3 separate regions of the Homo sapiens genome follow, and all the other regions are linked to region 3. A link is a loop called in an ENCODE intact Hi-C map of the cell type or tissue named here. Cell type or tissue: endothelial cell of umbilical vein. All regions are shown on one strand. Links, peaks and the distances in the headings refer to the core of each region. The heading gives the core; the rest is flanking DNA.

The links. Hi-C counts contacts between places; a loop is a spot of excess contacts. Peaks named below come from ENCODE experiments on the same cell type or tissue, not always from the same donor. Only the 100,000 strongest peaks of a DNase experiment are listed, where the experiment ranks them.
Region 1: it touches region 3 in a loop (6-fold over the local background); 9 of 110 quality-filtered maps call a loop at or near these places.
Region 2: a loop joins it to region 3, with 4 times the contacts of the local background. A loop is called at or near these places in 4 of 110 quality-filtered maps.

What each region holds. Positions count from the first base shown.
Region 1 is chr15:94,576,946-94,587,516 of GRCh38, forward strand. It overlaps LINC02852 (long intergenic non-protein coding RNA 2852), which reads right to left. Exons shown (of 3, transcript XR_932641.4): 2 at 7,809-7,880; 3 at 6,567-7,100. Among named protein-coding and RNA genes, the nearest start is that of LINC02852, 7.0 kb to the right of the region's middle. RefSeq lists an enhancer at 89-168. In endothelial cell of umbilical vein, for the core only: a CTCF peak has its summit at 5,613 (motif pointing right); DNase peaks (open chromatin) are centred at 5,646 and 8,166; H3K27ac peaks cover 1,076 bases.
Region 2 is chr15:94,399,424-94,409,994 of GRCh38, forward strand. MCTP2 (multiple C2 and transmembrane domain containing 2) reads left to right here. Exons shown (of 23, transcript NM_001385001.1): 16 at 498-572; 17 at 2,477-2,596. Among named protein-coding and RNA genes, the nearest start is that of MCTP2, 170 kb to the left of the region's middle. In endothelial cell of umbilical vein, for the core only: no CTCF peak of the experiment used is centred there; a DNase peak (open chromatin) is centred at 4,038.
Region 3 is chr15:95,012,551-95,023,121 of GRCh38, forward strand. It overlaps LOC105370989 (a long non-coding RNA gene), which reads right to left and starts at 5,576. Exons shown (of 2, transcript XR_932645.2): 1 at 5,451-5,576. LOC105370991 (a long non-coding RNA gene) reads left to right here and starts at 6,367. Exons shown (of 12, transcript XR_002957693.2): 1 at 6,367-6,493; 2 at 8,494-8,669. In endothelial cell of umbilical vein, for the core only: no CTCF peak of the experiment used is centred there; DNase peaks (open chromatin) are centred at 4,521, 5,611 and 6,481; H3K4me3 peaks cover 222 bases; H3K27ac peaks cover 3,040 bases.

The DNA.
Region 1 (10,571 bases), core at 3,505-8,504, 440 kb before region 3:
GATGTCTTGTAGGCCTTTTCCTGGCAGGTGTGGATTGGCTAACTTAAAGAAAACACGTGCAAAGAGTCACATGACTCTTACATTGACCATTGGGTTTTATCATGAATAGCAGCTGTAGGATGCCTTGGATTTGGGGTTGGTGAGATGAGGAACAACCGGGAGGTGTCACACTCAGCCACTAGAGGGCAACGTTGAACTAGGCCAAAGGTGATGGGGCACGACTAGGTTTCAAATAACTTACGTGAGGCTTAAAGCAATGACTTTATTAACTAATTTATGACAAGATTTCAGAATTCCAGCAGAGCGACTGTCTATGAAGGCAGTGTGTTTCGAGAGAAAGTCCTAGCCTGGCAGACCAGGACTTGTGACTCCTCCATTTCTAAAGCCATCATCCAGTCCTGGTGACTTAACTAAATGAAGGTGAGTGCTAATAGATTCAGCCCCCACAAAGGGGAATGATTCTGGTCACCCTTCTCAGAATCAGGTGTGTTCACCGAACAAGGTGGTTAAGTGTGGGCGTCCCTGTGATCCAGGTGCAAGCAATTGGCTGATGAAGAACCGCCTCTTCAGGCCCCAGAAGTAAGCCTTTGAAAGCTCTCTCATACAGTGCTGCCCTGTGCTCTGATGATCTTGGGAAAAGGGGAACTTTTCCAAGGAGAGATTTTATTTGTAGTTATCCCAGATCACCAGAGTAGAGGCTTCTGTATTTGGCCCTAACAAAGAAGAATGCATACCACCCAGAGAGCTTGGACTCTGAGCAAGATGAAGTATGCAGACATACCTTTGCGTGGTCTCCCTTTGGAAAGGAGGGGAGCGTGTTGTAGTTGTCTGTATCAGGCAAGATAATAACTTTAAAAGAGTATAAAGCAAAATGGCAATACCTGGGTGCTAGGTTGCCTTGTGATGAAATGTAGTGGATTTGGATTGTTTTTGTCTGTCCAATACTTTTTCCTCTTTGGGAGAATTGGCTCTTCCCATAATCTTTATGACTGAGTGGGACCCTCACAGCACAGACCTCTTCTTGGTCACAGCAATGGGCATAGGATCCAAGATATGTTCCATTGATCAATTGATCTATCTTTACATCTACCTTTCTTTCTAACTACTTACTTATTTATTAACTATCTATATATTTACCTCTCTTTCCATCTTTGTATTTACTTCTCTTTCACCTATCTACCTACAGATAAAAATAGATGTAGACGAAAATGTGTTTATATATGAAAAATAATGTTACCAGAGGCAACAAATTCCCTTCAACCAGCTTGAATTTGGTTTCTGATATTTGTATCTAAATGGAGTTTGGTCAATTCCACACTCTTTGTCCCAGTTTTGCTTACATAGTATACAATCTCAAAAATAAAGCAAAGAGTATCATTCTCTTCCTTTCCTTTTAAGATAACAGGCACACGGAGAGTTTAAGTAAAATACTCAAGGCCATGCAGCTTTTAAGTTGCTGACCTGGGATGTGAGCTCAAGCCTGTGTGACTCAAGCCTTAGCACATTTCTTGTGTGCCAATCTTTTTTTCCTTTCTTGGTATCATGATAAATACGACATTTCATGGACTCATTGGCAAAAACCACCTGGTTTCACAAATAAAAATGAAGCCTGTGGAGGCACTGTGCAGAAAAAGCAGAGTGTTTGGACATTCAACTATTTTTTAAAAGAGAAAAAGTGAATTTAGCCAGAATCATGTTAATAAATATAGTTTTATATTAATAGCACCTTACATCTGTGCGTCTCTATTTTACAGAGCACCGTGATATATCCTTCCTTTCTCAGTAAATTATTTAAATTACTCTGGTAAGCTGGCAGAGTACTCGTTATGATTGCAGAGAGGCCATGTGTTCTGGGCTCAGAGAGGCAAGGTACTTTGCCTAATGTTTCACAGCTAGGAAGAGATAAAAGCAAGACTTGGGCCCAAATCTTCTGACTCCAAGCTACAGTTCTCCAATTAATGGGAAAAATGGCATTTCTAACCCAGTGACCGTTGTGAGATTATTCTATGTGTGGTATTTTAAACCCTGCTAGGTAATTTAAGTTAAAAAATGGTTCTTTTCTTGTTTCATGGAAAGACGTTGTTTCTGTCTTCTCTCTCTTCCTCTCTGAATCCCTTATTTATCCCACATAACCATGGACCCGAATGTTAATCCCAGTCACAATGATTGGATATATATGTTGATTTCTATGTGCCTGACTGTTAAACGCCAAATAAAACCATTATCACACTCCCAAATTCTTGTTGCTCAAATTCATACCCCTTCTTTCTATTCTTTTTTAAAAGTCCTGATGCAATTCTGATCATGTGGGTCTCTTGCTTATAAAATTCAAAGTCTTCTTTGCATGGCATCTCACCCCTCACCCAATGCGATTCTGAAGCTCAGCCAGGATGGGATCCTGGTCCATGGAGGTCTCAGGTGAGTGACAGAAATATCTTGGGATCTGGGTTTTCTGAGATGCATGGTCAGCACAGCTGCAGAGGGAGGAGGAGAAGATCATGCAGGCCCTTGGCAGCCAGTGAAGGACAATGGGCTTATGTGTAAACATCGTTGACAGTGGACTGGAGTGGCAGGCAGATGGAGGAAGGGGAAAGGAACACAGCCAAGAGAGTGCATGGAAAAATGCCACAAGTGCCTAGACAAGACGCCTGCAGCGCCAGGAGCAGCCAATCTTGGTCTCCATTATACCCAACTTGGTTTGTGGGATCAAGGTTGATGGGGGGGGGGGGGGAACGCTCTTACTCAAATGAATAATAAGATATGAAAATACACGATTTTGCTTTAAAATACCTACAAGAAAGAAAACATTTTAAAATGCGCTTTCTCCATAACCCCCAATTTAATATTAGAAAGAATGGTAATGTGCAAAGAGTCTGAATTTTAACATTAATAAAATTAAATGGGAATTTGATTATGCTGTGTTACAGCTACACATAATGTTCTCAAGCACAACTTTTGCAAATCTGTTAATTCCACTGGTGATTAGATATGTGCATTTCAACACATCTTGCTGCCCTTTGAAATCTAGTACAATCAAGATGTTAGATTGTAAGTTATTTTCTGGTTATTAAGATGCATTTCAATCCTCATCTTTAATCAACTGAAGATTCGCAAGATGGCTTTGATTCGCACACTGGGGTGTGTGTGTGTGTGTGTGTGTGTGTGTGTTGTGCACACCTCAAATTGATGTGCTGTCTCTCTCATTTCCTGCATCTCAGGATGTTCCCTCCGGTATATGTTATTAATAAGGAATCTGTGTTCAGTTTCATGCACTTAAAAATGGGAGGGGGGGTGTTGGAAGGCTCTTTACATCCCTAAATCCTAGGGGGAGCCCCGTGGCTTGGCCCCTCCTGTCAGAGTCTATAAGGGAAGGCAGAACTCAGCGAGGCGGAGGGAACACAGCCAGTTGGTAGATAACGCCTGGCTGCCCTCTGACCCTCGGGTTAAACTGCTGTCTGGGCTGCTCAATCTGGTAAGCCGAGTTCCAGGGAGGGAGAGCTGCCAGTTATCTGTCAATGCGCCAAGACATGGACTTCATCACAGAGAGGCACACGGACCAAATCTTCCTAATGACCTCTTTCAGGCCCCCCCTCTCTCTGCAGCACTGAGGCCATTCTAGTATATACAATTTAGGGAGTTTCCAAATCATCGAGGAGCTGATGGCTTCTCTGGACCTTCCAGGGAAAGTAAAGGAAGGAGGTAACCTGTTTCTGGAACATTCTATTTCAGGCCTTCATGTGGTTATGTAAGCTGAGAGGATGGTGAGGCATATTCCCCCAAAGTGCTGCTGTCAGCACGAAGGACTCTGCAATTCTGTGGTTTAAATAAGCGGTGTACAGCGCCTCCACCAAGGATTTCAGTCAGGAGTAGAGGGATGGGAAGGAAAGACAGGACACTTTTATGTCAGATGCCACTAGAATATACACAAAGACAAAGCAATCTGTTGAGAGTGAAGAGGACACACACAGAGACTGTGAGTACGCACAAAGAGAGCAAGGGAGAAGTGAGAGAGACAGGCAGAAAGAGACACGAGGACAGAGAGACATGCAGAGAAAGGCACACAGAGCTGACAGACATAGCAACAGTAGACACAGAGACACAGATAGATGCAGAGAGAGGTAGAGACACAAACGCACAAAGGGAAAAAGAGATGGAGACAGGCAAAGAAACAGAGAGGCCCACAGAAAGGGAAGCAGAGAAAGAGGAAGAGACCGGCTGCCAGACAGACCAAGAGAGACAGAAAGATGCAGTCCGGCTGCAGAGCTTATTTGGGGTTCCAAGATGGACACTCGTGTGTCCCTAGAAAGCAGGACTCAGCCATTGGGTGGGCTGTGGAAAGGAATGTACCCCGACCCCCGACCCACACTACAAGGCTCTCCACTGAGGATGGATATTTGGCTGAGCTTTGGAGAAGGAGCAAGGGCTGGCTGGGCATGCAGGAGTAACAGCGGTGGTAGAGATGAGAATTGCTGTTTGGTTGAGCTGAGGAGGCAGACACATGTATGAGCTGCTTCTCTAACATAAGTGCTTCCACCATCCTCCTTGGAGGGCTGTCTTCTTTCCTCTCCTTTTCTCCTCCCCCCGCCCGTCTTTCTGTTCCCTTCTTTCCCTTGTTCCTCCTTCTGTGGAGCTCCCTTTGCTAGTATTTTGATTCACTCACTCTACAAATATTTTCCAACAACCTGACTATGTGGTTCTCAGCCTTCTGGACACTGGAAACAAATCAGTGAGATGAACCAAGTTGGGACTCTCCTTAATTAAGAGTTTTGCTGTCTGGGTGCCCCATGCATTGTACATGACGGGCACCAGAGTCACAGTTCGCATTGAATGAAGGAGGCCAGAGGGCTCTGGAAGGGAACTTGCATTGTGGTTGCAGAGCTGAACATCAGGCATGGGAGAGAAGAAGTTCCCATTCCCAGGCCAGAGGGCCAGTGTGTTTCATTCATTCATGTACCAAGCACTTATGCATCATCTACTACACACCAGGAACTGTGTCAGATGCTCAGGCAATTCAGTGTCAACAAGTCCAACATGATTGGAATTTAGACATTGGGTTCTTTCACTATTCCCCTCAACTAATGAGCAGATGCTAAAGCAGGAAGCAGGTAAACTGAGTCAAAACTCAGTGCTGTTTGCCAGTGACTCATGAAGGAGAGAAGGCCAGGCGCTGATGACCTTTATCACCTCATCCAAGGCTATCCTGCTGTTGAACGTTTTAACTAAATGTCGCCATACTTCACGGGAAAATCCAGCAAGAACAGCTCTGTAGCCTTCCGCAGCTTTTGTACAAGAATTATACGATTCTTAGTAAAATGCAGCTGAATTATGAGAAAAATGAGTTCCCAGGAACTCTAGTTTGGTCCCCAGCTGAGGCTGAGATTAGAGCCACTGGGCTGCCTGCTTCCCAAAGCCACCAAAACACACAAATGATGGCTCCTCAGAGGACAGCGAGGCATGCAAATTAAATGAGCCCTCCTTTTCCTAGAGACATTATCTTTTTCACAATCCTGTCGTGTTCACTTAAGCTCTGTTTAAGCTTGGAGTTAAGGGCTGTGGCATGGTCTTGACACAATTCACACTTTGGCCTCTTTCTGGGATGTGGGAAGTCACAGTTCAGTAGGTGGTGCTGTCGGCCTTTGAGTCAACCTCAGACTGTCCCCTGGCCTTAAACTAGGGCAGTCTCAGGGTGGAAGAGAGCACTTGCTGTATTAAAGAAGACTCCAAATGTCATTGCAACATAAAGGAATGTGCTGTTTCATTAATAAGGTTTTCAGGTACAAACTCAGCCAAATATGACATTTTTTCTATATTCTTCTAGAATTGTTTTCTTATATCACACAGGCATTTGTTTATACATTCACTTAATCAGGCCACAGATGTGTATGTTGAGCTGTTCCTCTGTGTCAGGAAATGTGAAATTTTTTTTCTGAGATTCAGTTAAGAGGAACAAAGAAAATATATAAAATCTGATCCCTGGTACCTAAAACCTTCAAACTAGTATTAATAAAATGGATTAATAGAGTACCTATCATACGTTGGCTAATAGGCATTTGATATGCATATATTATTCGTATAATCTTCTAAGAATTTCCACTTTCCAGCTGTGCAAATGGAGATTTTGAAATATTAAATGACTTGCCCCAGATTGCACAGCTATTTAAGAGGCTAAGGGGACTTTGAGGCCAAGTCTATGACCTTAAACTCAATTTCCTTTCCATTGCAATAAGATTATAGCACCAGGAATACTGTAAAACAGGAGAGGCTCTGGTGCACAAAATTTAAGGACTCACCCTCTCTTACCCTGATAAGATATAAGCAGAGATGAAGTAGCAGCAAGAACAGAGATCTTGGAGCCTGCCTTTTTGTCTTTGACTCCCAGAGTCTCCTTTCATTAGCTATGCAATGTTGCACAAATTTCTTGATTTCACAGTATCAGTTTCTTCATCTGTAAGATGGGGATAATAACAGTACAAGGCACACAGAGGTACTGTGGGGAGTAAATGAAATAATGTATGTAAAGTGCTTAGAGTACTAATGAACACATATATAAGTATTAGACATTCTTATTTTTATATTATATTAAAATAATTACATGGAATAGCTACATGTGAGAAATCCCCTCTATGCAATTTAGCTCTACAGTTCAGAGGGGAAAGAGCGCTTCCAAATACAATAACCTTGGAGGTTGCATTTGGATTAACTTTTGGCATGATGAAAGGATTTTGACAACTGGAGGTAGTAATATTTGTAGCAACAACATCCTCTCTTTCTTTAGTCCTTATTTTATGTCACGTGCTCTGCTGAGTCTTTTATATTCATTTTCTCATTTAATACTTGCAAGAATTCTATGAGGTCAAGACTTTCTGAGCACTTTCAACTGAGTCAGTGTTCTCTCTGCCCAAGACTGCCTCACTAATAAGCGGCAGGATAGAGTTAGCTCCAGGTCTGCTACATCTCCAAATCCATTAGCTCCTGGGCAGACCATAAGGTGGAGAGGTGCAGGCGAGATCTGAAGTGAAGTTGACTTCCCAGTGGTTGTACAGATGCTCTTGGCTAACTTGGAGCAGGATGAGAAATCCACTTTAGCACATGCGGTGTGCCTGTTGGGAAGTGTAAGAGAAAAGAGCTGAGAGCTGGGGTGGGCCAGAACCTGAACTTAAAGAATCTTCAAGGCCAGGCTAGAAAGTTTGCATGTTAGTTGGTACTGAATAGAAAACCATTGCAATTCGGGGATTGGGAATAAGCAAGTATGTTTGCCAGACACAGTTATATGATAATTGAAAAAGAGCTTGAATGACCTATAGTTCGGTCATACTTACATTTTAGAAATGGACAATTTAGGATTAAATCCCCCTATAATCTTATATTGTTGGAACTATAGGGTTATTTTTATCTGTCCTGGGAGAGGCTGTTTGGAATTTTAGATGAGTTAAGCAAAAAGGTGCTAGGGAAATGTGAAATTTTAAAATGCCAATTGGTTATATTGAATTACTTGCCTTTGGCTCTTCATTTCTACCTTTTTCACTAATTCAAATGCATGTACCACCTAGGGAAGCATTTTGAAAATGCAGCCAGCCATTCTTTCATGATAGCATGAGCTACGGCACTTCTATAGTGCCCAAAGAAAATTATACTCTGAACGTGGAATTTAACTCTAAATGGAGACCTCCTTATGATCCAGAAAGATCTATCTACAATGCTTTTTCTTGAATATGTAAGCGCCTGAACCTCTCTTCACTGTCATCCGGAAAGTTATATTAGGATGTAAGGGATTTCTGCTCCTCTTTTCTGTTCTAAATTAATCTTACCGTACACCAGGAGCAGGGCGAGTAAGTGGCAGGAGACAGGGACCCATTCTCCAGCTATTTCAGCAAAGCGTGCTGCAAAAGAGAATTCTTAGTTATAGCACTTGTGGTTTAGTTATTGTTTTAATGAGCCTTTGCTGTGTAACCACAGCACCATTATGACCCGGCCACACCACAAGAAAAGGAAGTTCCCGTAAGCCGCCTCCTCACTCATCTTTTCATGTTGCTGGAAGTCAGCTCCTCTTAGCGGTGTGCAGCTTGGGCTTCCGGAGTTGGCTGGGTCTTTGTGCTTATCAGCGATACCCTCCTGTCTCCCATCCCTCCCTCTCCCTCTTCCTTCTTCCTCCAAACTGCCAGGCCTGAAGTATCAAGGAGAGAAGGCGAAAGGGAGTGTAATGAATCACATGTCTCGGGCCCGAACGGTTGTGGAAAGAAATGCTGGGCAGGAAAAGGCAGCACGCCACTGGGATGAGAGGGCCCCCTTTCTCCTCCTGCCTTTGTCTGTCTTAAATAGAAACAGATATTTTTCACATGACTTTCCCAAGAGACCACAGTTATTAAGAAAGTGCCAATAGTATATTTAAGAAAAATCGCACTCAGTGAGGAAGTGTGTGTGTGAATTGGTATGAAACTGTACAGTGGGATTTCATGCACTTTTGGGAAAATTTGTTCTTTGAATTAGGAGAATGAGCTGGATATTCCAAAATAGAAAACAGGGATTCCAGAGCCCCAGGTTTTCTGTCACTTTTGATACACCAGCAGGTGACTTTTAATGACTCGTTCCGTGGTACCTGACTCTGGTCTTCCCATGTGAGCACACGGCTGTGTGGTATAAACTTGACCCCTCCACTCTGCTTGGTTCTGCGTCATGGTGAAAAACGTGGCTTTCAGAGTTCTATGAACCTGAATTTAAATCCCAGTCTCACCATTCTCTAATGGTGTGATATGGGTACAAAGTCAGTAATTTATGAGCCTCAGTTTTCTCAGGTGTACAACAGGGAGCTTCATACCTGCGGCATTAAAATTTTGTGGCGATTAAATAAAACAACATGTGTAAAGTACCAGGTACATAGTAGGGGCTTAATCAATAATAACTGTTCTCGTCCTCCCATTTCTTCCTCCTTTTCTTCCCCTTCTTTCTCTGTTCTCTTTCTCCTTCTCCTCCTCCTGTTTTGGTAATTCTGGGAGCTGTGGAGCATAACACTGTTTCTGCGTCCTGCCATGAGGAGGTCTTGGCCAAATGTAATCTTCCTGGGCATAGCCATATGCACATAGCATCAGCTTTCCAGTAAGAGCTTCTCAGATGAACTCAGAGGTCCGTGTATATCCCTAATGGGAAAAGAGGCTGGAAATACAGTGCTGGTCTGATTCTTTGACAGTTTCCCAATTCCTAGGGCTCCAGCCATACCGAGTCTCCTTGCCTGTACACGGGCAGCAGGTGGAGGCTCAGAGGATAGTAGGCTACACACTTCTTTGAAATACTGTAATTTAGAATGTAGAAGTGAAACATACGCCACTAACCATCATGATACCTTTTTTGTCTGTGTACTAAAAACTAGAATGTTTTAGAAAGAAATATTACAGTAGGAAGGTTAGGTTTAAATCAATTTGAGGCAGAAAAAAAATGAGGAACCTCTTCTTTCTTTCAACAAAGATCCACTGTACACCACTCATGTACCAGGCAGTGGTGAAGTAGTGAAAAACAAGATAGCCATGGCCTCTGCTTCCATATCTGTGGTCCTTAAAGATGGCCAAGAATTTTCTTGATGCTCTGGGCTGGCTCTGTGACTGCTTTGGTCAACAGCGATGTGGTATCAGTATATTAGTCTCCTGGAGCTACCATAGCAAAATACCATAGACATGGGGGCCTTAAAAACAATATTAATTGTCTCACAGTTCTGGAGGTGGCAAGTCCAAGATAAGGTGTTGGCTGAGTTGGTCCCTTCTGAGGCTCTGAAAGAGACTCTGTCCAATGCCTCTCCGCACATCCTGATGGTTTGCTGGCCATCTTTGGCTTGTAGATGCATCATTCCATCTCGGCCTTGATCTCTGCATGGCATTCTCCTTGTGAGTCTTTGTATTGTCTTCTCTTTGTGCACATTTGTGTCTCTGTCACAATGTACCCTTTGTATTAAGGACACTAGTTACGTCGGATGAGGCCTCACCCTAATGACTACCTCTTAACTTGACTATATTTACAAAGATACTATTTCCAAATAAGGTCATGCTTTGAGGTACTGGTAGTTAGGATTCCAATATGTCTTTTCAAGGGGACACAATTCACTCCTAACAGTCAGACCAGCCCTTAAGAGATTGATGACTTCTTCTTCTTGTCTTGAACACTCGCATTTGCAAATTAGCCACCCTGTTTTGAGGAAGCCAAAGGGCTTCATGGGGAGGCCCATTTGGAGAGGACCTGAGGCCCTCTGGCCAACAGCCCCACCTCAGTTCCCAGCAAGGACTGCCAGCTGTGTGAGTGAGTTATCTTGGAATAGATAACTCACTTCCAGACCTCAGTGGAGCTAACACAGCTGCCCTGTGTATAACAGTCATGTGCTACTGCTAATGAGCCTGACCCAAATTGCATATTTGTGAGCAAAGCAAATGTCTGTTATTGTTTTCAGCCACTAAGTTACATGAGAATAGATCATCATAACAATATCCTTGAAAGCAGACATTACACAAGTAGTTGTGTGTGACAAGTGTTGGAAATGAGAAGCACAAGACCCCGGCAGGGAGTAAACAAGACAGCTTAGCCGGTCTTGC
Region 2 (10,571 bases), core at 2,109-7,108, 610 kb before region 3:
GTCCCTCTGACCCTCAGTTTATTCCCTGTAAAATGGGGCTAAAATGGCTCATTGACTTATTTTTCCGGGTCATTGAAAGGAAATAAAATTCTCTGTGAAAAGTGTCTTTTCATAAACTGGAAATTGTTATTCACATGCAGACATTTTTGGTAGAAGCTTAACTCAAAAGGATTTCAGAAGGAAGTTTTATCTTTTACGGACGTTAGTTTGAAAAATTCATGAACCTCAATCTCTGCAGTGGTTGAAAATACCCCCAAGGAATGAGCAAAGTGGAGACAGTACCCTTCTAGACTCAATCTGACCCATGCCAGGGACTCTTATCAAATGAGACCTCCAGAAACATGTACAGGGCACAGGGGTGTCCACCATTTCTTTGCTCCCTGCTAAGGTCAGAGTCAGAAGCTATTGGTCTGCACGATTTTCCCAGTCATTAAGAAAACTAGGTGGATGAAGTCCCTATACATGCTGCCCTTTTTTAACAAGGATGTCTTTTCTAGGTGAAAGCAAGTATTAGGACTTTTACTCCCCGGGAAAAGCGCTTTGTTGAAGACAGCCGCAAGCTGTCCAAAAAGGTGGGTCGCTACAGTAGGTGGCTTGTTGATTGGTACACTCAGCACCCAGCAGCTGAAGTATTAACACTTGCCTGTAATTTCTTCCTTGAAACTTTTCCTCCCTCTTACTCCTCCTCTCTCCCTCTTGCCCCATCTCTCCACTTATTTCTCCTTGTCCCCTTCTCTCCTAAAATAAGGAGGTCAGTCAGCTCCCATAAGAAGGGCAAGACTTAAAACATAATTCTTGGGTGAAACAGAAGGTCTCAGGCCCCCATTATTCTCCTGATTCATTGTATAAACAAAAATTCCTAGCATCAAGACTGTCAGTGTCTTGTCCTGCCTATCCGTCCTTTAATCACAGCCATTTTGTCCTCTGCCCTTTGAAGTTTCAGGGAGGTGCAGTGTGTGGAGTCAATCACAGAATTAACCCAGCAGATCTTCAGAGACTTCTAGCCTGGGTTTCGCTCATGACTGCTCCTACCACTTCGGCGTGGTCTAAATTTGGGATGTGTTGGCATTTCACCCCATACTGAATGCAAGTTCTCTCCCTCTGCCTATTGCCCTTAACTCCTTTCTCATTCAGTTCAACAAAAGGTGAAGTTCAGGGTCTGGTAGGGGAAGTTTCACTTTTTTTTTTTTTTTTTTCCGTGACCTTTACATTCCTTTTTCAGAGTCCCTCCCTGTTGTACTCTCCGCAGCTCAGGATTTCACTTTGTACCTATCGTCCCTCTTCAATTGTATAACAAAGAACAAAGTGTCCCCTTTTTCAAGAGTTTATTACTTCCACCACTTCCTTTGGGGTGAGCAGCTGTGGATTACATAAAGCAGTTAAATATAAAGACGTCTTATCATCCTTTTGTTTCCCATGAACTTCTGGGCATACTTGGGAAAGGCCTTAAACGTCTTCTGAGGGGAAGCCTCCAAATATTTCATTTTGGTCTGCCGTAACATTGAGTGTAATATTTATTTTGTGTAATCTGAGTAAATGTCTTATTTTATTATTGTTATTATTGCCTTTTGCTCTGTTTACTTGAAAGTTAAAACCTGGGTTGAGGTGGGTGGGGTAGCTGCTTTGCAAGCACATTGAAATGAATCTGCCTGCAACTGGGAGAGAGACATTTCCTTTGCAAAACAAGACCTCCACGTGGGGTGGCTTTGGGCTCTCAGAGCACTGGGGAACTTGGGGCTGAAATCCTAGGGTATGCTAGGACCCTCCGCACGTGCCTCTTGCTACTTAGTCCCCCCAAATTTTGATAAACTGGAAACGTTTCCTTAGGATATAAATGCTTGAAAGCACTTACTATGTGACAGGCACTTTTCTAAGCTTTTTCATTCTCTCAACACCTTGTAAGATTAGCACTAATATCAACCCTATTTTGTAAAAGAGAAGTTAAGTAACTTGCCCAAGGTGAACTCCAATCCCTTCCCAGAACTCTGTAGACCTCTGGACTAGATAAGCTATAATACTTGCATGTTTTAATTGTAAATCTATTCATTTGCTTCCAAACTAAACAACATAGACACTCATTCTGTGTCTGTATCTCTCTTTATCTCTCTCTCTCTGTCTTTCTCTTTCTAGTTCTCTCTCTCTCTCTGCCTCTGCATGTGTCTTTCTCACACAAATTCACCAACATTAAATACCTGGCTTCTGCAGTTTCACCAGTTCCATTTTTGTGCTGAACATTGTTGAAACAGGCTATTCTTTTTCAGATGAGCGCTAAAATGCATTTGATTCTCATTTCCTCTATGGATGATCATATTTTAAAAAGACTTTTAGAAGTGTCAGGTCTTCTCCTTTCTATTATTATCATATTTTAAAATTGGGATCTATACAAAATATAATTTAAATGATCAGGGTACCTGATCTAGATGGAATATTTGTAGTATTTAAATCTAGTTTCCTGTTTGTCATTTTTTAAAATCAGATCTTATCAAGAGATGTGGACCGTGTGAAAAGAATCACTATGGCAATATGGAATACAATGCAGTTCCTTAAAAGCTGCTTCCAGTGGGAATCCACATTAAGAAGTACAATAGCATTCGCGGTAAGCTTCCTTTCTTATGTTCAAACTATTTGCTTCTTATTTGCATCTATTCATCTTTCTGAAATATATTACAGCGTAGGTGATTACGTGGGGGTTGTCTTTCTAAGACAGTACTTAGGTCAAATTTACCTGGGAAACCCCTTAAATTACCCAAATCTTAGTCATATATGGTCTCTTGGTAAATTTAAGAGCACTACTGTTGTATATATATGTTTAAATGTTTCTCCAGTTGTTGTTACAGCTACATTTGTATAGCCCTGCATTGTGTGTATTTTTTTTCTTTCTGTGCCAGTGACCGCCCATAATTTCTGAAAAATGGCATCTGAAAAATCACAGGACTAAATAATAACTGAATTGTTCAATTTACATTTTAAGTAAATTATTCCCAAACTTTGATATTAAAGATGTTTATTCATTTCAAGCCAGTTGGGACATACTGATCATTACACATTGCAATTTCATTCAGCACCGCAAAGAGGAACCACCCCTGTCTATGAAATGTACCCTTTTCTCTGGTGACATTGGCCCATCCTTATGAGCATAATAAAATCGCAGAATCAAAGCGCTGCAAGAGATCTTAAAACCACCTAAGTCTACCACTGAGAGCCCAAGAATCTTGGAAGGACTTCACAGCTGGCCTCATGCCTTCACTTTATATCTCAGGGCATTTTCTCTCATTTGTAAAGGGACTTGTCCTTGATCAAATTGGTAATGTCAGCCATGGGAGGAGAAATCAAGTCTCCCGACTGCAAATCTTTGTATATTTGGTATCATGCCATTCATTTCTGTCCTGTGCAAAGATCACTATAAAAACTAATACGAGGTATGAGTGGTCTAAGAGTGTGAATATCAGTCATGATCATTGGTGAATCTGATTTCTGAATGTTATGTGGTTCTGCTTCTGTTTTCTACTGCCAATATATGCTGAATGTTCTCTCTTAGCCAACAGGCATAGCCTCATATAAAAAATGGGGGAAAAAAAACATTTATTAGCCCAAGAAGCCAATGGGTTCAAGGTCACTCCCAACATTTTTATGCCATCAAGTATATCAGCTCCAAAAGAGGCTTTTCCTTTGCCATTGGGGGGTATTTTGTTTGCTGTCGTTTATTTTAGTTCTCCACTGCTTCGGTGTAGAGGACCTATGCTGCCTGTAGGCTTGACCTTTCCTATACTTTTTCTGCTGTCTGAAGTTGCTAAAACATTTGGCCTTAATAAAAACACTAATAAAGGTTTTATTAATCTGTATCCGTCATTGTCTCAGCATTTGTTTATCCACTTCCCTTTCTCACGTTCTCCTCAGCTGGTGGCTTCATGCGTTGAGTTCCCCTTCAACCTCCCCAGCTCCACTTCCCACCCGAATTCCCTTTCAAAACTTTCCATGGAATGTTCTATGCAATTCTGGGCAAAAGAGGAAAGTGAACACAATTGGTGGCTTCTTCCAGTCAGCACCCAGACAGCCACTGTGAGGAGGAGAGGATTTCCTCTTTCTCGAGTTTAGTTTCTGGCACTGTGATTTTAGAAAAACAGAGATCTGTTGCCCTGGATTCTGTAGGGAGATGACAGAAATGATTAATGGGCTGCTGGCTTGATCTGAAGAAAGATTAGAACAGATGAATAGAAATAGGTTGTCTAATAGAGGGGACTTCTAAACAGGAAGGGAGGCTTAGAAATGGAGCCACTTCTCCACGGCCTTTTCTCTGAGGGATTCCTCACTGCTGAGCTTCATGCCTCGGAGCAGAGCCCGCCCCCACGCTGGAGAATGCAGGCTGCCATGTTGTACTCTCAGATCTCTGAGGCCCACAGCAAGGAAGATCAAGGTGGTGTTCTCCTTGCTGGTTTTCCAAAGTATGATTTTGCAAGGATCCATGGGTATATGCGACTGTGTGTATAGGGACATTTCTCATTGGACACCATTGAAAAAAATGCAGAGCCAGTTAGATACGCTATATACCTACAGCCTATCATTTGGTTGTCCTGAAAGTACTGGAATAAAAGTGCTCACTTAAACTCGTTTTCAGTTTTAATTTAAAACTCTACTTCCAAAAATTTAGACCATGTGTATGTTGACTGGCCTTGGTGATTCTCAGAAATACCGCAGCCATAACGTGGTGGATAATTCCCCTCCCTAAGTTGATGAAGTGTAATTTTATTAAAAGTTGTTTTTTTATTCCTATTATGATTATTCCAAAACCATTTCTGCTATTAAAATGAGAGGCTATACAGAAAATGCTTTCTTGAGACAGAATAATAAATGTATTTCAGTTTCATCTCTTATTTTTTATTGTTTTTTTTTTTTTTTGTGACAGAGTCTGACTCTGTCACCCAGGCTGGAGTGCAGAGGCACGATCTTGGCTCACTGCAACCCCTGCCTCCCGGGTTCAAGCGATTCTTCTCCCTCAGCCTCCCAAGTAACTGAGACTACAGGCACGCACCACCATGCCCGGCTAATTTTTGTATTTTTAGTAGAGACGGGGTTTCGTCATATTGGCCAGGCTGGTCTTGAACCTCGACCTTGTGATCCACCCATCTCGGCCTCCCAAAGTGCTAGGATTACAGGCTTGAGCCACCGCACCTGGCCTCCGTTTCATCTTCTTTCATTCTTCTTTTGGTAAGATTATGGGTAGCCAAGCTTTCATGTCCTTTTCTTTGAAAACGCCTTCATTTATGTACCTTGCCTGTAGACCTGTTAGCTGTCTGTAGGGGACTGGATTGGCGGGGCGGGTTGCACACCTAGGGGGCTGCCCTGGCTGTAGTGCTGTGTCCCCGAGTCTGTGGGGCTTCATGATGGGTTGTCTTTCTGCAAAATGTTGGATCCTCAAGCCCAGGCTCTCCTCTGCCTTTCTTCACTATGCAACTGCCATATCTGTCAGGGGTGACACACACTGACGGATGTTCTCCTGTGATCTGTTGACAGAATGCTGCTTGGTGTCTTTATTCGTCATTGTGACACTTTGTTCATGTTCCAACTGCTCGCCTTGGCATGACAGGGCAGAACAGAGGCGCTGTCTGAAGCAAGGTTTTAAGCCAAGGATTTATTAAATGACCCGTAGTCAGGTCCTCTAATTGAAATTAGCGAATGTGATAGTTGAGGGTTTGCTACACAGGTGTGAAAGGAGCTATTTTAGTTGAACCAGTCCCTGGTGGGGCTTTTCTTCTTGTGACAGTACAGGAAGTGATGCTAACACAACAAACTAAGGGCAGAACTGAAGGGATGTGTTTTTCTTCTGTTTTTTGAGAAAACATAAAATATTAACTTTATGTTCTAGACTCTAGCTCCAGGTGATACAAACATGAACATTGCAGAATCATGTTTAATCTATTCTCAATGTCAATTTTAAGACTTTATGAAAGCAAACCATACGTTTTCCATGGATGCCTATGTACATGTGCATGAACATAATCGTATCTTGTTGAAAGCAGCAGTTAAAGAAAAGCAGGCTCTTAAGATCTAGGTCCGCATGGTGTCTCGTCAGAAGTGGATGGACAAACGTGAGAGAACTCACCTTGCTAGATGACCCAAGCATCACCTTCCTCTACCATGCGATTTATCACTGCTACACTTACAGGAGTGGTTGTATTCCCAACATGAGAGAAGAAAGTTATCAGTAATGCACCTGCTATGTTAATGTTGCTGCATAGTGTTGAATTTATTGTTATCATAAGAAATTAAACATGGGCATTTGTAGGGTGGTCAGACCATTCCAAGTCAAGTTTCTATAGACTCAGTTCTTCTTGTTAGGATGAACATTGAAAATCTTTCTCATTTTGTCTTCTGGGTCTTTCTCTTTCCCCTATGTTTTTCAGATATTTTGGTATCTTGCCTTTTCTAAGGTTTACTTAGTTATATTAAATTAAGGATATATTTTTTCTTTTTTCTTCCTTCAGAAAGTAACATTCTTGACTTTCCCATTTGAAAAACAAATTAATATGAGATGTTGACTTAGTGAATGAGGCCAAATAGAACTGAAATATTTTGCCTTGAAGTAAGTGCACCTGTATATTTCCCTATGAATAGATTTGTAAATATATGTGGTATTTTATACACATGTATATACATTTATATACATACACAAGACGTGTACATGGCCATTCCCACACAGATTTTGACTATTTGAACTATTATTCATAGTTCATGTTATTTCAGTGCTTAGACACTGTCCCAAGGATTTTATAAATTTAGTTCTCACAACAACCTGCTGATGTAGGTGGTGATTACTATCTTCTTTTTACAGATGAGAAAAATAAGCCTATAGAGGTCAAGTACAGTGACAGAGCTCATGTGTGTGTATGAGGTAGAGGTGGAATTGAAACCCAGGCCATCTTGCTTTAGTCTGTGCAGGCTTAACCCTTCAGCTATTCTGCCTCTCACTGATGCCCAGGATGCAATGTTTGTTGTCCTTGTATTTACATAGTGACACCGGGACCAACCATACTGATTGTTTCAGATCTGTATTTAGATATTATGTGTGGGGATTAAGCCTGTTCCAAGCTGTGATGCTATACAGGAAAGAAACCCTCATTACATGGGCGAGAATAATTCTTTAGCTCAGTTATTTTATTCACAAGTGATGATGAGACCAAAATTAAAGAAGCCAAACATGGAAATGCCCAGCCCCTGGGCATCACATGCATTTGGCATCCTTGGAATCCAGCTGGATAATTTGAAAAACCCTAGAGCCTTGGTTCTAGACTGAGTCCCAAATTACAGTCTGACTTGTTTTTCCCCACCTTTGAGGAATGCTTTTAGATGATGTAGAGGGATTTTCAAGGGGAGAAGAAAGTAAAAACAGAAAACAACTAGTGGAAGGGATCATGGAAGGCATTGGACTTTTCAGTTGTTTTTTTTTTTTTTTTTTAAGTATTCCAAGTTGTTCAGAAAAGGGATGGGGTAGAAGAGAATAACCACCCCTTATGTTCCTTTAAAATATCTTGAAATAATAGCTATAAAAGAGATAGGCCCATATGTCTAGTGGGGATCTCTATTTTATATACCCAGTGTCTCAGTGCAAATACATTATTTGATCATAATAAAGATAAATTTGTTCTCAAAAGATAACTTTGCATTGTGATATTTATATTGGTAGATCCAATCATGTATGGGTGTTTTGTTATGACATACTTATATTTTATAAACCCCAATGTTGTCTATTAAAAGTCCTAAAGTTATATTATTATATAAATGCATTTTTCATATGTTAAAATATTATTTACTTGACAGATGGCATCATCAGAAGGTGATTTTAAACAGCAAAGTTCTGATGCTTTTAACATAGAATTGCATTTATGCAGTTTCATTTTTCCACCGATATTTCAGGCACACACCTATTGTATCAAGGGAGGCAAGTTTGTGGGGCATTGATGGATTCTTTGCTTTATTAAATTTTTACTTGGATGTTTGATCTAAAAAGTAATCTAAATCTACCATATATCAACGAGTATCTTCATAAAGCTATGATTTTAACATCTGTGACTTTTTTCCGATTTTTTGAGTATAGGGAAATAAAGAATTTACTTTTCAGAGTTGACAAGGACTGAAATATGATACACAAATTAAAGCATCAATCAACCTCTCCCTCAATAAAGTTAAAAAATACAACTGTCCACTCGCTTGGTAATATCCCATATTTAACATATATAGAATTTTTAGCTTTTAGAGATCCTAGAATATTGAGAAAATGTGAAGTAATTTCACATAGAACTTAAAAACAACAGTAGCAGTAATAGAGCCAACCCTTCCAACACACATGTACTTGTGCACACACACACACACACACACACACACACACACACACACACATGCATGAACACGAAGAAGCAGAGGACATTTGGGAAATTAAAAGTTGCTCTGTTGAATGTTTTGTGAAAGCAGTTTAGTAAAAACCAAAGGCAAGGCCTTGAGGACTGCTGTTTTCCATGATTTCTCTGTGGACCGAAAAACATTCAGATTCATTTTGCTTTGGTACAAATGACAAATGCAACACTGTTTTGAGATTCGACTCATTAAATAATGCTGGTCAAATGTCTTTTTGATGCTTTCGATATTTATGTGTTAACTGTGTCTAAAAGATTTACTTTAAGTTCTGTCACCAGTTTACTCACAACGAAATGCACCTGCATTTCATTAAGCTCTTTCATTGGCTATGACATCCACCAGAAGTCACAACTGGATGTGCAGAGCAGACATCGCTGCCCATTTGCTAGGTGTGTGTGCAGTTGATGCTCAAAAATTAAAAGTATTTGTGTAAAGCTGGAAAAAAGAAATTTCAGTTACAATAACCAGAAGAAGAGGGGTTTTAGACATCTTAAAAGTGTGTATATATAAGTGCACACACAGAACCATATACACATATATGCAAAATATATAGGTATATTCAATGCTTAAAATATTTGGCATCTTATGGTTTTAACATATATAAGATAGTTTCCCTAGTCTTCCTTTTCATGAAGGACTACATAATATACTTTCAAAATGTTTTAAAGTTTTTTTCAGCACTTTTTTAAAATAGGAACAATCCATCATTGCATATTGTGAGCATAATTTTTACAACATAATTGCACCTTCTATTGGCAGGTTCTCAGGCATTAACTAATTATGCAATTTAATAAAATTACAGTAATCGCATTAAAAAGATTATCTGTTAAAAATTTAAAAGGACACTATTAACTATTTTAGCATATTTTCATGTTTATATTTTCAATTTTGTGAGTTGTGATTCCAGACAGAATCATAGCTAGATCGACTGAAATCACTTATTCTTTTGGAGCATTCCAATTTTGACTAGTAAACATTAGATCTCAATTATTGTAATCATAGCACAGCCATATTCACATAGCCTGGTAGATGTAAATGGTTAGCTCCCCCTTTTGTGTGTAGGTCCAGGCTCTGCGTGGGACCCTGTGTCACTACCACTGCCTTTTCTGAGCTTTCTGTTGGTGTGCACTTGCAAGCACATATTTTCTGCCTTCTCTGAATTTTCTTTTCAGGATTCTGTGATGGTGAATACTGAATGTCAGCTTGATTGGATTGAAGGATACAAAGTATTGATCCTGGGTGTGTCTGTGAGAGTGTTGCCAAAGGAGATTTGAGTCAGTGGGCTGGGAAAGGCAGACCCACCCTTAATCTGGGTGGGCACCATCTAATCAGCTGCCAGTGCAACTAGAATATAAGCAGGCAGAAAAATGTGAAAACAGAGACTGGCCTGGCCTCCCAGCCTACATCTTTCTCCCATGCTGGTTGCCTCCTGCCCTTGAACATCGGACTCCGAGTTCTTCAGTTGAGGAACTCGGACTGGCTCTCCTTGCTCCTCAGCCTGCAGATGGCCTATTGTGGGACCTTGTGATTGTGTGAGATAATACTTAATAAACTCATATATATTAACCACCAGATGCCAAGCAGAGCTCTACCTCAAGGCTATGATAATACTCAAATATGAATATATATATATTCCTATTCCATTAGTTCCATCTCTCTAGATAACCCTGACTAATACGGATTCCTTGTCTTTTACAGATCCCAAGTAGTGCAGTCTAATTCACTCTGCTTTCCAGAGATACCCTACTGAGCTTGATCCAGATTTTAGGATCTTCAATCTTAAAGAAAAGACTCCAGAGGTCGTGTAGCAACTTAATGCAGCTGATGTTTGACTACCACCTTCTTCAGGCTTGCTCCTTCTCCCGATCCTCCCTCTTTCCTCCTCTCTCTTCCCTCTTCTCCATCCCCTTCCCACAAGCAGTGATGGTTTCGAGTATCTAGTACACTGCTAGATATTGAAATGCAGGAATGAATTTTCATACTGAGCACTCGTAAGTCTATCAACCCTCCTCCCCTATTTTCCACTCACCCTTCCTTTCCCCCTCCCTTTCCCCCTCCCTCCCTCTCTCTCTCTCTCCTTCCTCCTCACCCCATTTATCCCCTCTACTCTGCCTCTCTCCAGAAGCCCTCCTCACCTCCTTAGTTTCCCTACTTTATTCCCC
Region 3 (10,571 bases), core at 3,307-8,306:
ATTCAATAGTGAAATGTGAATATCTTCTTTAAAATCTCTTGCTTTTAAATGATTCAGGAAAAAAAAAAGTGAAATGTGACAAGAGGTTCACAATTGCTAAATCCAAGTGAATAATATGTGTGTATTTATTTGGCTATTATGTTATTGTGATATATTTGCTATTCTTCAAAATAAGTGTTAAGACTGGGTGCTGTGGCTCATGCGTGTAATCCCAGCATTTGGGGAGACTGAGGTGGGTAAATCACCTGAGCCCAGGAGTTGGAGACCAGCCTAGACGACATGGTGAATCCCTGTCTCTAAAAAAAATATAAAAATTAGCCAGGCATGGTGGCACATGCCTGTAGTACTAGCTACTAGGGTGGCTGAGGTGGGAGGATCACCTGAGCCTGGGGAGGTTGAGGCTGCGGTGAGCAGTGATTATGCCAATGTGCACCATCCGGGGCAAGTTAGACCCTGCCTCAATCAAACAAACAAACAAAAACCACATATGCACACACGCACACACACAAATAAATATTGAGAGAAAAAAGTAAATTCTTTCAAACAGTGGGATGTTCTTAAACAGAGACTTGATCTAAAAGGTTAGAAGGGTTTGAGGAACCTGGAGTTTAGGTTGTATTGACAATTACGTTAATCATACAACTAAAGTGCTTAGAAAATGTTCAGGCACTAGTGAGCCTCGATAAATGTTACCTTGCACTTCCATACCTCGCCTGTGTGTCATGTGCTTTGTCAGGCCACTGAGGGGTTCCTGAGACATTTGGGCAAAGAGCACCCAACTAATAGCAACCCAAATGGTGAGGCAAAGCAAGTACAAAAGACCCTAACAACCAACAAAAGTAAAATGTTATTACAAACTTAGTAGCAATTAAAAAACAAGAACAACTCAATAAGGCATTAATGATGCTCTGATAACAAAGCTTATTTCCTGGAAACTATGGGAATTCCAACAATCAGCTTGCCTCCCTAAATGGTAGGAGCTTCACAGCAATGCTAAGCTTTTTGTAGCAGCCAGACTTCCTGGCACCATACTAGATTAAGGTCTAGAGTAAACTCCCTCAGCATGCTAATTTTAGTTTATCAATATCACATGTTAGTGACTCTTCATAACTCTTTTAATAGCTTCCAACTTCCAATGGAATTTCATGTCATTTGCACATAAACAGTGCAGGAGGAGATCAAACTTGGGGTAAGTTCTTGGCCCTTCTAGAAGACCTTTACAGCCCCACCAAAGGGCCGAAGACTTAACTTTGAGAAACACTTCTTTAGAGCCCAATCATTCCAACAAAATATGTTACTCTCTATTTCTATGTAACCCCCGTTTAAGATCAACATTGAAATATAGTTACAAGGATTCCAGTGATGCACAAATAATATTGGGTTCTTCTTACTCCTTTTTTCTGAAAGGTTCTTTCAGTAGGCCATTCTTTCTCATATTGGTTAATTTTCCCTTTAACCTTTCCCATGATTCCTAACTCTGAAAAGGCTGAATACTATCAAATCAGAGATACTATAGAAAGAATCAAAATGAGAGAATTCATTTGCTTAGAAACAGAAGCCCACTTATCCCAGACAGAAGACAACTGGATATAATTGGTATCAACTTCTTTGACCCATTTTAGCAAACACTTTCGGATTGTTGTAATGATCTTAGTGAACTCCTTAAAGACCCTGCCTGTAGTGATACACAACCCTTCCAAGATTGGGAATTCTATTTTGAAGAAAACAACCTCCGCAAGCGATTACCATAGCCTTTCCCTTTTAAACTACATCCCTGCAACACTTGAGTGATTGTAACAGACTCAAGGCCTCTGAAAGTAATGGGATTATTCTGGCACCACAGTTCACTGGCTAGCCTTATTTTGGAAAATTCATCTCTCTTAATGTTGTTAAAAGAAGGTGAGGCAGCCCTAACCTATGTCTGTTACTTTGTAAAGGAGGAGCTTAGAGTAAACCAGGAAAAAATGCATGAGCAGACTTGGGGAAGCAACTGAGTCAAACAGTGTAAGATCTCCACTAGGCTCAGAGGAGTCAACTTTTTCAGTTACTCGTCATATTCACTGAAGACAAGAAAGAAGCCGTGATAGTGAGAGATAGAGTTCACAGTGTGCACTGCCAGGGGTGCAGACATTCATACCTGCCCACTTCTGGTATGGTCAACCGGGAGCAGAGGACATTCTTTTATTTGATTTAGCAGCCATTCATGTCACATCTACCATGTAGCAACCACTGAATTAAGCCAAGAAATCCATTATAAACTCTACTCTTGGATTTATTAACCAGTAGGGAAGGAAATTCAAGCCAGTGTCCAAATATTGTAATTGAGTATAGTGTCAGATTTTGTGCAGAGTAGGGATTGGGAAGGAGAAAGTGGAAAGAGACATGTGATGATGCTTAGGTATGGGTTGAAGACGCAATGCTCCGAGCACTGCTTGCTCAGGCCGAGGGAACAGCCCGAGCAAGTGCTGCTGTCAGGCAGTCACAAGGGAATAGGCATAGCATGGGGAAGGAGGCCGTGCCAGTTGATGTTGAAGCTCCTGAACCTTTGTGTGCCAGGCTGAAGGAGTGGGTCCATACTTACATGGGCAGACTGGCATTTTAGGTACACCCTTGGGACATCAGTTTGCTAGCAATTTGCAAGGGGGAAGGTGTTGGAGGGAAGAATAAGAGTCTGTTGAATCCAAAGATCTGTTGAAAAGCGGCTAGTAAGACTGAGGAACTCAGTCTCCAACTTTATTTAATTTTAATTTCTTTAAAAACTAACATATATTTCTTTTGTACTTATAAACAAATAAACAATAATTTATTTACAACTTATAAAAATAAAAAGTAGCCTGTAATCCCAGCCCTTTGGGAGGCCAAGGCAGGCAGATCACAAGGTCAGGAGATTGAGACCATCCTGGCTAACACGGTGAAACCCCGTCTCTACTAAAAACACAAAAAATTAGCCAGGCATGGTGGCAGGCGCCTGTAGTCCCAGCTACTCGGGAGGCTGAGGCAGGAGAATGACGTGAACCCGGGAGGCGGCAGGGCTTGCAGTGAGCTGAGATCACATCACTGTACTCCAGCCTGGGCAACAGAGTGAGATTCCGTCTCAAAATAAATAAATAAATAAATAAATAAATAAATAAATAAATAAATAAAAATAAATATAAAAAGTAAAGGAGTGTGCACAAAGGCCCAGTGTGATTTTTAAATCTCTGAGTTTTAATTTCTTTCTTTTTTTCTTTTTCTTTTTCTTTTTTTTTTTGAGACAATGTCTCCCTCTGTCACGCAGGCTGAAGTGCAGTGGCCAATCTCGGCTCACTGCAACCTCCGCCTCCCAAGTTCAAGTAATACTCCTGCCTCAGCCTCTGGAGTAGCTGGGATTACAGGCGCTCACCAACATGCCCGACTATTTTTTGTGTTTTTAGTAGAGATGGGGTTTCGCCATGTTGGCCAGGCTGGTCTCGAACTCCTGACCTCAGGTGATCCACCTACCTCTGCCTCCCAGAGTGCTGCAATTACAGGCGTGAGCCACCGTGCCCAGCCTGAGTTTTCATTTCTACATTTTAATCATACAACACATAAGTTACATTGCTTGGAAAGTGTATAAATAAATAAAGATACTTCAAACATACATAAGTGAGTTAAAGGGACTCTCATAAATTCTCAGATGGAGAAAAAAGTGACTAAAGTCCTGAAGTATGATATTTTTCTAGCAACTACTACCAAAATACATTTTTTTTTATGTCACCGCATAAAGATGCCTTAGAATTTTGCCTAATTTTCTAACTAAGGCGACCGATGAATAGAACATGTATTGGAATAATCTGATGTTAGAATATGAGGATGGAATTTCTCTGATGACAGATAAGTCCACTTTGACACATAGATTCTAGAAAAGCTGAATCCCTCTGTTTTAAATCTGAGAAAAGTTGAATTTCAGAGAGTAGAGATACGGGGTCCTGAAGCTCCCTAATTTTTGTGAACATTACATTTGGCTCAGTAGCATAAACATCCATCTGAAGCTTTCAGTCTCTTTGATCATGGCAAGCTCTTTATTTATTCATATTCTAAAAGGTAAGCAGCTCACCACTGGTTTCTTAGTGATCAGTGGACTGATCAGAAAGAAGAGGAGGGGTGGCCAGGATCCCTTTGGCAGGCAGTTACTCTAGCCCTGGCACAACCCAGTCTGTGCTAAGTGGGTGTCTGTGAAGCTCTGATTCAGACAAGTGGAACTTGCAAAGTTCAAAGATGCTTCATAAAAGCTATCAGTTATTTTACTTCTTGCTAGAAATTGCAAACATGAATATACATTGCAGGTTATTACAGGAAGGAACCCCTGCATATTAAAATGTGACATGGTTTTAAAGTTTCATAACCTAAATCACGAAAGTAAGTTGCATTTTCATCTGGAAAAGACAGGAACATGTTAAGCCGGGTTCAGTGTTTATAGTAGCAGGCTGTGTCCATGTTACTTATAAACACAAAACAGACACAACCCTGACTTTAGAGCATAACAGCTGCATCCAAAAGCTTTATTTCTAAGTGAAATGATGCAACAGAAGCCTTTTAAAGAACTAGCTATCTTGTACATTTTAAGAAACAAATAATCTCACTTAAATAAGCTTACTTGTGATAATGAACTTTAGATTCAGCATATTTTCCTGTAACATTTGAAATTGCTAATAAGTCCCTAAAGCTGCTTTATACATGAAAACAAATTAAATCTGACTCTTGTAAATAAATTGCACCAATATATGAGATGTTCCAAGATACAATGTTTTTAAGTGCTTTTTTCAAGGGAGTCCTTTAGGAATGTATGATAAAGGATGTAAAGTTTGATGCTTTTTTTAGCCTTAGCAAAGCCATTTATATTTGGAAATGCCATTCTGAGTAGGCTTCTGGAGTAGATGTGGCATCTTCATAGTGTTTTTTTGTTTTGTTTTGTTTTTTAATAGCCTGCATCCATGGATAGGAAAGGGGCACAATGCTGAGAGCTTTTCATCTAACATAGTAGTTACTGGGGATAATAAACCTTTTTCCATATTAGGCCCTGGAGAACATGAACATGAAAAAGTATATTCAAGGGAATTTATCATTTGTATAATTGATCAATTTAGCACATTTGAAATGTTTGTCATATTAAAGAAGGAGAATCCTTATAAACCTGGAATTGTAAATGTTTTTCAGAAAATCCCATGTTTAATCAGTCATTGAAATGATGCATTAAATTTGAATCTCCTTTAACTTGCATGACATCATGGCCCATGCAAGAGAGCTGAAATTAATCAAGATAATTCTGTTGTATGACCTACTTTGGCATTTTCATCTGATGGAGCCAGGAAATGGGCTGGCTAATAGTCCATTCTGGAGTATTCTAAGATCTTAGCAATTCCATATTTAAGGAGGTTAATAGGATACTAATTGGGGCCTAGGTGAAAAGTTCACAAGAAAAATGAACTCACCTGGATATGAGGAGTATGCACAGCCCAAAGCCCTCCCCTTTACAATGGCTCTTCCAAATGGTTTCACCTCCTAATTCAGAGAGAAAGAAAGCTCGCACCTTGGGAGACTCGCACAGCCAGCATTCTGTCTCCTGGTCCCTGGGTAACAATGGCTGGCCACATGCCAAGGTTGCAGGCCATTAGCAAGATCAGCATTCTGCCTCTGATGAAACGAAAGTAAAGGAAAAAATTCCAAAGGGGGAAAATAAGTGTCAAAAATCAAACCTTTGTAAGAGTTGTTATGAACTTTTAAGAAAAGCGCATGTTGTTAAGACTTAAGAAGTTCCAATGTTTAAAAATCAACTTTTATTCATCACTTTTGCAGAAGTAAATTAAACCACGTTTTATTGTTTATTTTTTCAACAAACATATGACAATCTTGGGCTTGGGTCATTGTTATTGACTAGCTAGTGGCTCTATTCATCAAGACCAATAGGGAAGATAATATTCTTTCTCAATTTTCTCTCCTGTAAATATTTGCAATAACTCCTGGGTGACTTGGAAAATTTATCAACATAAAATGCAGTGCTCTGAAATATTGCAGACTCTCTCTGTTGCGTTATAGCCCCCCTGGCAATGTTAGACTGTCCTAACGATGTCTCAGCATTGTCATTCCTCACCTTGTTCTCATTATAGTGTACCCATAGATGGCACATTGTGCTTTTCTTAATATTTTCTTAGCCTTTTATGTACAGAAAGGGTTAAGGATTTTTCTACCATAACGGCTTATGGCATGTCTTTCCATCTCTCTCTCAGTGTGCAGTCCATCTTCCAAGTTTCCAGAAGCGGCTGAGATTTTTAAAAACAGCTGTAATCTGCGGTCATTGATGGTGGAGTAGATTGTTTGCCAAACTATTACCATAACTGTCAACCGAAATCAGAAAAATAATCTCATTGTGCTGGACAGATGCGTTTCCTGCATTATTGATATAGTCACTCTGGAGTAATAGAGAAATATAAAGCATTGTTCTATTTACAAAAGGAGATTGGCCAAGTCCTTGAAAGTGAGTATGAGGGACAGGCACTTACAGGAAGTGAGATATAGTCAACTCAGTAAAAGTTATGAGTCAGGGTCAGGTGACCTCTATAGTCAGCAGAAGAATCTCAGTGCTTTCCCTCCAGTCTCCCTCCTCACTTCCAGGCCGGTTTTGTGGTTTGCTCTCAGTCTGAAGGTGTTCTCAGAATTTCTAAATACAGCCCTGTGGAATTTGTGATGCATGCTTTATCCCACACCCCAACAGTTGCCCCGAATATGCAAAATGTTCTAATGGGTTCATTACACACCTCTGGGTAGCAAGTGAATTGCTCTAGACCACTACATTGCAGAATAATTGAATTTGTTTATTTCAAGCAGATGACCCTCAATATCCCTCTGATGCAATGAGTTAAATATACCTTATGCTGAGTGGCTTTGCAAGAACGGTCAGTAGTCTTGTACGCTCAGCAATTGCTCCACCATAATTTGAGCTGTGAGTAATGCTGTGTGATTCTATTTGTTGAGCATACATACCGTGAAATACTAAGCACACCACATTTATTATCTCTAATCCACAGAAAACAAACTCCAAGGCAGGGATACCTTTTTAAATTTCCATTTTGCTGCTGAAGAAATAGATGAAAAAGGCTCTATAGATTTCCCAAAGTGACAGAGCTCTTAAGTAGTTGATCCAGGATTCGAACCTAGGCCTGACTCTGGAGTCCATCCCTGCTGGATCATGCTCCCTTCCATTTTATTGAGATATAAGCAGAAGTATATTATGCATTGGAATATTTATATATATTTAATGCAGCTCCCCCAAATATTTATAATAGCTCTACACACACACACACACACACACACACACACACAGAGCCATTTTTCTTACGGACAGATAGCCATCTTTCTTATGGAAACAAAGGGCAAAATCATCTCTGTCCTGCACTAAAGGGCATTTAATGAGACTGGGGTGGGGGTGGATTGGCAAGCAACCTTCTTAGCTCCTAAATACGTGCATCACAAGCACCTAGACTTTAGCAAGATAGTGCCAGGTGTCTCTGAACAGTAGTTCATGAATTCTGGCAACTCCACTCTGAGTACAAGGCAGAGGGCCAGGAAATCTAAATTCTAACCTGGGCTAGTCAGAGCCTCTGTGGTTTAGTTTTCTATTTATGAAAATGCATAACCCTGGCATACTTCTTAGAAACAGCATGCCAGTTCATATATAAGCATCCCATCAATACATTGTAAGCAAAAATTCCTGTGAAATATTGTGTAGTGTCCATAGTGGAAACTTAAATTCATATTAAAATTAATGGCCATATGATAATTAATTCGTGTCCCAAAGATCTGCTATTGTTGCTGTTTTTTTCTTTTGTTAATTACGATGTCCACAGAAATGGTTCAGCATTTTGAGATTCTGAGAGAAAAGTGACAGGGAGTATTGATGCAGTTGTAGGGCCACGTAGCACTCTTGTTGGGAGAGTTGTTGTATTTATGCTGTCTTTCTGGTCTGGGGACTAGGAAACAGGCGCAAGATGTATGCTGAAACTGTGTCTGGGAAGGGTAGGCTGTGGCATAGGATGAAAATCTTGGGCAAGGAAAATCTAGTCCTTCAGGGCCTAGACTATCATCTACACTTTTGGTTCAGATGTTCTGCACCCCACCAACCTGCCACCCCCATCCTCATAGAGGAAGCACAGTTCACTGCTCCACCTGGGGAGGCCCAGTTGCGAGAACCCTGCCTTGGCATCAGCCCACCTGGGTTCTACACTGGGATCGTGTTGAAACCCACAGCAAGAATGTTAACACATCACTGCCCATCTTGAATTGTAGTTCCTCAGCTGTAAAATGAAGGAGCTGATTGAACTGAGCTTCAAGATCACTTGCAGATCTGAGATTCAATGATTCCCCAAAATAACATTATATGACTCTTCTCAAATTATTGATTTTAATTCCTCCCTGGGTGGTGATGGTTTTCATCCAGCTGACGGTCCTATTTGTCTTGTACTCTTGTTTTGCCATCAGGATCCCCTGAAATGCTGGGCACACTGACTAGCCTCTTGTATAGAGTCTCAAGCCTGTGGCCAGAAGCAGCTGTGTGAAGTAGCCGCTGTGATGGATTGGGACCACAGATACCACTTTGGAAGGAAAGGTTCCAGAAACCAAAGCTTGGGCCATGGGTCTCTGGGAAACTGCAGCAGGTATGTTCTGCCTATCTGGCTGCTTTCTTCTTGCTGATCTATTGTTTTTCAGATTGAGAATTGGTTTTCCTGAAGCAAGAAAATAAAATAAACCCCACAAGTCTGAAGAGCATAGAGAAGAGACAGAGGAGCCATAAGCAGGGAAGAGAAAAAACACAAACTGATGTTGTATAAAAATAAATGAATAAATAAATAAATAAATAAATAAATCTTCAAACAAGAACCTTCCCCCTCCCTCCTACACACATCCTTTTCTCAGTTGCACACTGAGGTATCTTTCCTCTCTTCTCAAAATATCTTCTTAAAACAACATAAAAAGAAGGAGCAATTATTTAATATAACTCATTTCTAAAAGTGAACTTTCTCCTGTAGACACAGAACTGATGGAAAATTATACAACCGCGAAATGAGATGATAGCATGTCTTTTTAAAAATTTGTTCTGCCAATTATGTAGCAAGGGTTTAATTTAATAATTATGTTAAAATCTCCAGGTATTTATCTATTTTTTTCTTTAAGATGTATTCATTTTTGTTTCACATATTTTGAAGCTGTTATTAGTTAGATATGCATTTAGGATTATTAAGTTTTCTTGATGAATTGATTCATTTACCACTATGAAATTTCTCTATCTCCAATAATACTCTTTGTCTTGAAGTCTTTTTTTTCTGCTATTGATATATTAATAGCTAAATTATGTTTCTTGAAACTATTGATGGAAGAGAGTATCTTTTATTTGCACTTTTAGTTCCCACCAGCCTGTATTTATATATTTCAAGTATGTTTCTTGTAAGCAGAAAGTAGGTGATCTTGCTTTAAAAAAATAAATTCAGTCTGACAATCTTTGCCCTTTAAGTGGAATAATTTGTCCATTTGCATTTAATATAGTAACTAATACAGTTTTTTATCTCACCCTTCTTTGTCTTCTTTCATTCCATTTGGTATTCGTTCTTCGGTTTGTCCCTTCCTGCCTTCTTTGTGTAGGTTCTATAATTTTTAATATTCTATTTTAGCTCCTATGTTTACTTTTTAGCTATTTTTCCCTTTTTAATATTTTTTCTAGCAATCATAATAATTAGCTGTAAGTTATGGTCTACATTTGAAGCACATTATGCTACTTCATATACAGTGTCAATATGTTACTACAGTACCATTTGGTCTGGCTTTAGTTTTAAACATATTTTTCTAGGATGTTATATACAAATTCAATAGCGCGGCAGAACATAACTTTTATTTTGGGTCGTGGAACTGTTGAGAAACAGAGGAAGGCTCTGGGTCTCCAGTTATACATATACACAGAAAGAACTTTGCATGTAACTTCAGGAGATTTATATCCACCTGGAGGCCAGTTTGTGGACTCTTTGTATAGGACAAAGTCTGTTTTTTTCAGCTAGCATTAGTATGGAATCTGAAGCAGAAACTTATTGATAGAACTTGAAAAATAAACCAAAATAATAGAAATGCCCGAGGATGAGGGCTAAAAAAGGTTTGGGGTCAGAGGAAAGAGAAAGAAAAATATAAATTAAGAATTACTCCAAAATTACTTTACTAAGGTATCTTTATAGCACCTAATTATCATCCTGTTACCATGGGCCATACATGATGCTAACATTTGACCAGGTACTTAAAAAAGTTATTGTAGGCCAGGGGCAGTGGCTCATGCCTGTAATCCCAGCATTTTGAGAGGCCTAGGCGGGCAGATCACCTGAGGTCAGGAGTTCGAGACCAGCCTGGCCAACATGATGAAATCCTGTCTCTACTGAAAATACAAAAATTAGCCAGGTGTGGTGGCACACACCTGTAATACCAGCTACTTGGGAGGCTGAGACAGGAGAATCGCTTGGACCCGGGAGGCGGAGGTTGCAGCGAGCTGAGATTGTACCACTGCACTCCAGCCTGGGCAA